Regions from separate parts of the Homo sapiens genome. Here region 1 is linked to region 2. A link is an interaction called in ENCODE POLR2A ChIA-PET data of the cell type or tissue named here. Cell type or tissue: PC-3. All regions are shown on one strand. Each heading gives the region's core, and the rest is flanking DNA. Links, peaks and the distances in the headings are about the cores only.

The links. ChIA-PET counts read pairs that join two places held together with the same protein. Peaks named below come from ENCODE experiments on the same cell type or tissue, not always from the same donor. Only the 100,000 strongest peaks of a DNase experiment are listed, where the experiment ranks them.
Region 1: POLR2A ChIA-PET joins it to region 2 with 6 read pairs; 3 of 35 experiments call an interaction of 5 or more read pairs at or near these places.

The regions. Positions count from the first base shown.
Region 1 is chr7:28,752,728-28,757,123 of GRCh38, reverse strand. The region is part of intron 7 of CREB5 (cAMP responsive element binding protein 5); the gene reads right to left. Among named protein-coding and RNA genes, the nearest start is that of TRIL, 200 kb to the left of the region's middle. In PC-3, for the core only: no CTCF peak of the experiment used is centred there; a DNase peak (open chromatin) is centred at 1,613.
Region 2 is chr7:28,123,098-28,127,493 of GRCh38, reverse strand. The region is part of intron 1 of JAZF1 (JAZF zinc finger 1); the gene reads left to right. Among named protein-coding and RNA genes, the nearest start is that of JAZF1-AS1, 55 kb to the left of the region's middle. In PC-3, for the core only: no CTCF peak of the experiment used is centred there; no DNase peak of the experiment used is centred there.

The sequences.
Region 1 (4,396 bases), core at 102-4,101, 630 kb before region 2:
CAGTGCTTGGCTCAGGGGAAATACTATGTAACAGTACGCTAAAAAAATTAGGGTGAGTAACTGAAAACTGGCAATAATGCAACATGATGGGCAGTAACTGTGTTTAACTTGGTACCTATAAACAATATGTTGCAGATTCTCAAAATTTACTTATTAACAGTTGACTATACAATCTTTGAAATGTGAGCGCCTGAACCAATCAATCATCCAACAAATTGTAACCAGCAATTTAAACACCCTGCAAAAATAGCCAGTTGATCTCTCTCTGCCTCTCTCTCTCTCTCAAAACCTGCTGTTGTCAATTTCCAATAAGTGTCTCTGAACATTAGTTAAAGCATGTGCCCAGTTCAGAGTACACCATTGTGGCTGACACTAATAACCAATATGGTGCTTGAGGAGAGGGCCGCTTTGGAGAGCACCAGTGGTAGTCATGGTGGTTAGGGATATTTTGAGTCCTCAATGAACACTTCACACTTCTGGAAGATTTCTAAGTGAAAAATAAACTGGACTCCATCCTGCTGAAATGCAAGGGCTACTTAGACTCAATGTGCTGTTTTTTTTTTTTTGGAGATGGAATTCCCCTCTTGTTGCCCAGGCTAGAGTGCAGTGGTGTGATCTCAGCTCACTGCAACCTCCGCCTCCCAGGTTCAAGCGATTCTCCTGCCTCAGCCTCCCTAGTAGCTGGGATTACAGGCATGTGCCACCATGCCTGGCTAATTTTGTATTTTTTTAAAGTAGAGACGGGGTTTCTCCATGGTGCTCAGGCTGGTCTCGAACTCCCAACCTCAGGTGATCTGCCCGCCTCGGCCTCCCAAAGTGCTGGGATTACAGGTGTGAGCCACCGTGCCCAGCCACTCAATGTACTTTTGCTGAGTGAAAAAGGGAGATGGCAAGCCCTTCATTTGGCTGCGACTTGCCTTCCTCGACACTTCCACTTCTCTCTTATAGGCCACAGCATCACTGAACCTCAGCCAGGCCTGTGAATGAGTTCCAGCAGGTAGGTAAATCCCCCGAGGTAGGAGGGTTTGCATACAATAGTGCTATATATGCTGTAAATTCTGGGCTTCTGAACCTTCCTATGTTCTGTATTTTTAAAAATCTATAGCAAATATAAATTTCTTGAGAAGATAGAATACATTGTATTGTTCTTTATGCCCGCCCCACCCTACCCCGGGACTATCATGGAACCCAGCACATAGTAGGTTTGATCTAAATGAATGAATGAATGCACTTGAAGATCTCTGAAACACTTCAGAAACACTCTTTGGCCACTAACACTTACAGATTTTAGGGCCTACCTGAATAATAATTGGGTCCTTGGTTCACAGCATTCATTTCATTCTTTTCATGGCGAGCAGCTCTCAGGATCAATGTTCAGCAGCCATCAGCAGAAATGAACAGGGTTCATCGTTTAATCATTGTTTAACACTGCCTAGAGTGGAACTGTAATATTCCTAGCTTAGTAAGTTTTTTTCTTATTACTATTAGTTGATATGTGCTTCTTGTGCATCACTGCCAGATTTATCTTCCAAAAAAACTGATTTCATCGTGTCCCTCCCTACTCCTAATCCTCCAGTGACTCACTATTGCCTAAAAGATAATGACCATTTCCTTAGGCTGGCATTCCTGAGCCTCTATGGTCTGGCTGGGACCCAAAGTATCTTGCCAACTGGACCTCCCTTCTCTCATAGGAATTGACTTCTCAACTCAACAGGTCTACTGATGATCCCTGAACAGGGAGAGGTGGTCATCTGTCAGTCGACTGAGCTAGTCCAGAGTTTGTATCTTCAGCAGCTGTTATAAATACGGCACCAATACCCTTCTCTTTACACTATTGTTCTCAACTGGAGATGCCCAAGCCTGTTCCTCCTTCAGTGACCTCTCATCTTCTGCTTCCTTTACAAAGTATTTTCTCCAAGTCTTCCAGATCCAGTAGCAGGTCCTTCCCTGAACTTCTAAAGCACTTTCTCTTGGCTATAAACTTACAGAGGGACCATGTAACCCCCATAATGCCTATCCTAACCAATCTTATGCTCTCATTTATCCCCAGTACTGATACCCAAGATGAACTCTATAGGATTTGGTTAATTTAAAGAGTCAATCTTACCCATTCTTGAAGTTTTGGTTCAGAGAGTGCTATCTTTTTACTTAATGCGAGTTTATATGCTCAGGCCTCAGGTGTGAAAGTTTTCCAGGAAAGATTTTAAAAGCTGTTGTTATTCCTGGTATCATGGCACCTTCCAAGGCAGATACAAGCAAAGGCGTAGTACCCATATCTTGGAAATATCTTATTATTTAAATTGGATGCTGCTTGATGCTGACTGGAGAATAAAGGATCCCTCTCTATTGTAAAGCAGGAGGTAAAACGTTTGGAGAGCTTATTGGGGGAAAAAAAAGAGTGAAGTTTTTTCATGTTCTCACAGCTCTAATGAGGATCGTGTTGGCTGGGAGCTACGTGCCAGCATGCTCTTGGCAACCAACTTATTCCTCTAAGTTAGTAGGAAATGTAGGTAAAATATGAACTGACATGCATCTTTAACCAATATTCTGGTGACTTAGCCTGCCACTGCTTGGGAGGGAAGCACACCACAGTGGGGTCCCCATAACTACAGCAGCGATCCCTCATGGATCTTGTGGCAGGGCAGTAGGAAACGGAAGGTACCATCTTTTCCTTTGAGAACAGGTGGCCAACGTAGATGTTTAAAGAAGCAGAAATTATACACTGCTGAGGTTCTGGCCACATGCTACTCCTTGCAGTTCTGGCTCTCCTTTGGAACACTTGAATTATTCATGACACACAGTGCCATCACTACACACAGGCAAGTGGGGCTGCAGCCCGGCACAAACAAACCGAGGGCCTTTGGTGTGAGAATGGCAGTTCTGTGGCTTTAAGAAAGAGCTGGTGCACCACACTGCAGAAAGCCTGTAGATTCAGCTGTGTTCTTACCTCACTCTCCCTTCTGCAGTGACCTCACCCGGCCACAATGCTACTATTCATGCAGATGGAGTGGAACACTGCATACAAAAGTTTCATTTAGGCACATAAACATGAATATTTAGGCCTGCTTGATTAAAAATGAAAGCTAGATATTTGGCTTTCTGTAATTTGATGAGGTTGAGGGAGGTTTTTTTTTTTTTAATGAGTTTAATTTTAAAGACTAACCTTGAAAAGAATAATATAAAAAAGATCGTCTTCTTTTTTTCTGAAAAACTGTATCCCTGGTAGGGTTAACCTTCTCTCATTCTTTCTTGCATCATAGTCCTTACATCCTATGTATTTTCTAATTAGATTTAGAAAGCCAACCATGGAAAAGCTAGATATTGAATTTTTTTCTCCAAATGCACATCATCTAATTTTAAAAATTTTAATCATTTCACTTCATCATGCAGTTCATTCTGGCTCTATAAATATGTGTGTGAATGCATATACACATAAATATTTGGAATAAATTCAACAAGTGCATGCCATTTAGTTTCTTTCAAAGCTGTAATCTACACAGGGTTGAAAAAGAGGAAATGTAAAGGTATTTCAATGAATCTATCTCCCCAAAGGGTACCTATGGAATTACTGCTAATTTTCTCAGAAATATCTTCCTGTTGTTAATATAAGAAGATTATAGCACAAGAATTGGAAAACTAAAAAGCATAAGGAAAATAAATATCAGTCATGATTCTAATACCTACAGATAACTCTCTCATCAGTATTTCTACCAATTGTGAGTGTGTGAGTGTGTGTGTGTGTGTATGCATGCACGAGAGAGAGATTAGGGACATTCTGTATAGACAATATTACTTCTATTTTTTCTACATAGTATGGTATTGTGATCACTTGAACATGTTTTTGGGGCATTTGTTTTTGAAAACATGAATTGTTGGACAAAATCCCACCATTTCCTATTTATTGGGCATTTAGATTATTGCCAATTTCCCAAATCATTTCCTTAATACTTTATAATAGCACTGCAGTAAATATCTTTGAACATAAATCTCTGCTTGGGTCTGTGATTATTTTCTTAGGACAGATTCTTTGAGGTGGAACTCAAGGCTTGGTACATTTTGCCAAACTGTTTTCCAGTAAGTGGAATCATGTGTATGGCATATAATTGATATCCTCTTAGCCCATCTACTTTGGTATTATGTTATAGAATATTATCTCTGAGAATTTATTTCCACAAAACATGTGTATTTTCCTGACCTTCCCACTAATTCTGGCAGTAAAAAAAAAAAAAAATCCCTTTAGAAAAGAATAAAGAGTAGAAGATTTAAGCTCTATTTCTTCTTTCAGTGACCTACCAGGTAAGAGAAATTCTGCTGTTTTTTTCTCATTATATAAGGGGATAAGAAGATATTTATGGATTATTTGCGAAGACAAACATTGTCCTAAAAGAGGCCATTG
Region 2 (4,396 bases), core at 127-4,126:
AATTAAGGCAAGCCTGGTGAAGGTTTGTGTTTTCCAGTCAGGCATCACAACTCCCCTTGCATACCTTGACATTGTCACCATTCCCAATGCAGGTCCATGCTAGGCCACTTGATAGACGAGGTTCCATCCCACTTCCACAGCTTCCTCTGGCATCTGTATCCCCACCCTGACATGGGTTATACCTAAGGTTACACATGTTTCTCTAAAGGGCATTCGCATTTAATAGTAATCCTTAAATACTTCAAAGACTGAAGGCATGACTTCTAAGGCTAGAGTGAGATGCTCTGCAGGAAGGGTCTGTCCATTTTCCCTTGCCCCAGTACTCTTAAGGTTAGCCTTAGGATCCTTCGCCTAGTATGCAGCTGTCAGGAGACTGTCAATTCTAATGAAAAGCAAGCTTCAGAACTTTCTGGAATATATGTCCTGTTGACCACTGCCTGGGATATCCCAGAGCCTTGATTGAGTGTCTGGAACAAACTGTTCATTGAGAGACAGGGGGCTTTGGCCAGAAAAGCCATTCACTGTTTTCTAGGGGAGATCAGTTTAAGAATGTACTTTCCACTGGCATGGAAGCTTTTCTGGGGGTGGGGTAGGGTTGGAAAGGGACTGGGCCTTGACCTGGAAAGGAGATGACCTTTAGGGTTCCGTGGACTCACTCTTCTCTTCCTCTCTCCTCCCTTCTTGTTTTCACTCCTCCCCTCCCCTTCCTTTCCCTCTCCTCTTCCTCACATGGCAGACTTTTGCTCCTGCACTGTACCCTGAGGTGGCTCTAGAGACACTTGTGTCCCTGAAACACCGTAAGGTGGGGAATGGGGAGTACAGTCTTGTTGGAAGATGGTTTAGGAGCTTATCTCAAAGTTGCTCCTCTTGCATCATCACCGCTCCCCTTCCTGTTCTGCGTCACACTCAGAGCCTCTGGTCTCTGTGCTGTTCCAAGGTCATTCCTGCCTCTGAGTGAGACTCGCTTCCCCCCACCTTGCCTGGCTTGCTCCTTTTCCTTTAGGTCTGTGCAGAAGGTATCCTCCCTCCAAAAGACCTTATCCAAAGTGGTCCCCCAGCCATGCCCATCCCCCTCTCCTCATTAAGCTACTTTTTTCTTCCTAGCTCTTATCACTACCCGAAATTATTGTTTCTCAGTTTATTTATGTATTTATCTCTCCCCTGAACTACTAGGGTGAGAGTAGGAACTTTTTCTAATTCACTTCTGTGTCTCCAGCTCCCTAAGATCATTGCCTGGCAAATAGTAACTGTGCAATAAATATTTGTTGCATGAGAGTGAAAGTGAGGCAAGCACATTGCTTTTGTCTGGAGTAGTGTGTTACTAGGGTAGCTTTGGGGGATGATGGAGATTATGAAGGGGCTACATCCTTCCCACCCCTAACCCCTTCCTGGTGCCTCCATTTACTGGAATATGCTACACTTGAACCATAGGATAAGGCCAGGGTATAGCTGAGGAAGGCTGCCTTATTTGGCAGTCTTGTAGGGAATTTGTTTGCTTGGATCCCATTCCGGTGGAGTCACCCAAAGGTCTTGTTCCATCTGAAAAACTACACTTGAGACCAACCTTGGTCTTGGGTTGGCAAGGCCCTTGCATCAGCTGATGGAATTCTAAGCTGAAAACATCATCTGTCTCTATCATTTAGCACTGATGAGAAACCAGTGTTTGAGAAATCACAAGGCCCAGCAATCTCATTTTTTAGTCATCTGTCATGCTTGCACTGAGTGAGGGTGGTGGTGAGGTGGGACAGGGAGGACAGGTACAGGAAAATGCCAGACAAGATGGGCAACCCTGGCAGCTTGCAGTCCTTCCAAGGGAATATCCTCAACTCTAGTGCTTTGAACACCAGAATGATGTTAATCAGGGGATTTTTTGTATCAGCATTGTCAACATTTACATTCACTTTACACATTGGATTTGCATCTGAAAAGACCAGCTATAATCAACATTTAAGGGATAACACTCAAATTTGCATCTGATTGAACAGACATGTTAAGTAATTTTAGCCCCGCTGTTGCTAGGAAACCAATTAATAATGCTCCACATTTCATTAAAAACCGGTTTCTATCTTTGCTTTCATTTAACTTCACAATTCAGCTGCTTGTGCTGCACTTTTTCCCCCTCGGTAAATTGTGACAGATAAATTATCGTTTTACTACATTTATTTCTGTGATTACAATTGTTAGTCATATCTGTCAATACAATTTCAAAGCTTTTAAAAAATGCTTTAGGGGGGAAAACTGAATTTTAACTGTTAATCATTTTTTTCCCTTTATAGCTTATTGGGTCTTAAATAATATTTTTGTGAAGGCCTTCCAAATTGTGGGTTAACAAAAAAAAAAAAAAAAAGCAATCTTCCCTGTTCCATAATTGCACCTTCTCAGTGTGGTGACTAATAATTAGAATATTAGGCACTATTCAGAAAGTGACAGACAGCTGATTAAGCATTCAGCTGCATTTTATTTTTCTCTGCTTTCCATGGTTTGTAGGCTAGATCAGGTTCTGTCCTTTATGCAGTGCAATTAAAATTTTTATGACTTTATTTTACATAATAGACCCTGCTTTTATAAAGAGAAAGTATATTTTTTAGCTACTGTAATGCCCCTTTGAGCCAGTCAACTGGGTAGTTGCATTTAAACAGTAATGGCATTGTACAGTTTAGCATTTTGTAGTATTGATCTGATCAAAATGCTCATTAAAAAGCAAAATTAGTTCCTATTCACATCTGTTCCACAGCATTTCAGTCACTTTATTTAAATGTGTCTGGTTCTTTAACTTAGTTAGAATGGTGATCTCCCCCCTTTTCTAAGGGCTAAGAAAAGCAAAATGGAATCTGCTTTCATATTTTATACTCCACTTTGGTCTTTTGAACTGAAGGTAAAGTGCAAAGGACATGGACTTTGGAAGCACATGGCCCTGCAGTCAAGTTCTGGCTCAGCCCCCTCTGTGGCTTTGAGCCTCAGTGTCCTTATTGGTCAAATGAAGATGAAAGGACGGCACTGGGGAGAAGATGACACCCAGGATGGTGAAGAGTGGGTTGGGCAGCAGATACTTGGAACCTCTTCCTTCCCTTTCTCTCGAGAACCGCTTGGGCTGCCACAGCACACAGTATCACAGGCCAGTTGGCGTTAAGTGTAGAAATGTATTTTTTTCACAGCTTTGGACACTATAAGTCCAGGAGCAAGGTGCTGACAGGGTTGGTCTCCTCTGAGGCCTCTTTGTGTGGCTTGCAGATGGCCGCCCCCTCGCTGTGTCCTCACGGGGTCTTTCCTCTGTGCATGCACACTCCTGGGGTCTCTCTGTGTGTCCTGCTCTCCTCTTATTAATCAGATTGGATTAGGGCCCACCTTAATGGCCTCATTTTAACTTAATTTCCTTTTTAAAGGCCCTATCTCCAAATAGTTACTTTCCGAGGCACTGGGGGTTAAGACTTTAATATTTGAATTTTGGAAGGACACAAGTCAGCCCCAAACAGGGACTGACCGAGATGCTGCACGTGGCACGTTGCGTCTCCTGTTCACTCAGTTTTGTTCTTTCTCAGCAGTCAAAACAGCTGAAACATCAACAGAAGAGCCAGGAAATGGGGTTTCTTGGTTGTGACTTCTGGTTAGGTTAGAATTGATCAGAAACAGTAATATTACCTGCCCCCTTGATTTTTGGTTAGTATTTCTACCTTTTTGGATCTGTTCTATGGCCACTTTTTCCTGACCTTAGTAAGAGTCATCAATCCCAGGATTTTAAGACCCTTATTTCCATCTTCCATCATTGCTATAGATGTGTATGTACAAGGTACAGGTGATAGGGATACATGTCCATTTCCATTTTTAAATGAATTCTGGGAAAGTGTTTGCCTCTTGACGTGGCTGGCAGGGGCCAGGCTTTGTGGCCAGCACACAATGGGCATTTAGAATATAATGACACAGACACTATAGAGAAGGTCATTCGTTCATTCAGCTAATCTTTCCCGAGTGCCTACTATGTGCTACTGTGCTGGTCACTGGGGTTGCAATGATAGACTAAAATAGTCATGGTCCCTACTCTTATGGAGCTTACAGTCTAGTGGGGAAATAGACTTTAATCAGGTCATATCACAGTTCTACCAGTACAGCTCTGATAAGTGCAGGAAAGGAAAGGCATGGCCTGCTGTGAGGGTGAATAATGTTGAGGGGTTAAGGAGGGCTTTGCTGGTTGAACTGAGATCTGAAGAAGATGAGACTTACTTCGATGAAGGGGTGAGTGGTAGGGATTGAGGTGCTGGGGGTGGTCATGATTCGGAGTACAGGGAGGAACATTTCTCAAGAGCAAACTGCATGTGCACAGGCCCTGAGACAGAAAGCAACTTAACATGGAAGCAATGAAGAAAAGGGCAGTGTGGCTAGAGGAGAGAGGGAGGGTGGG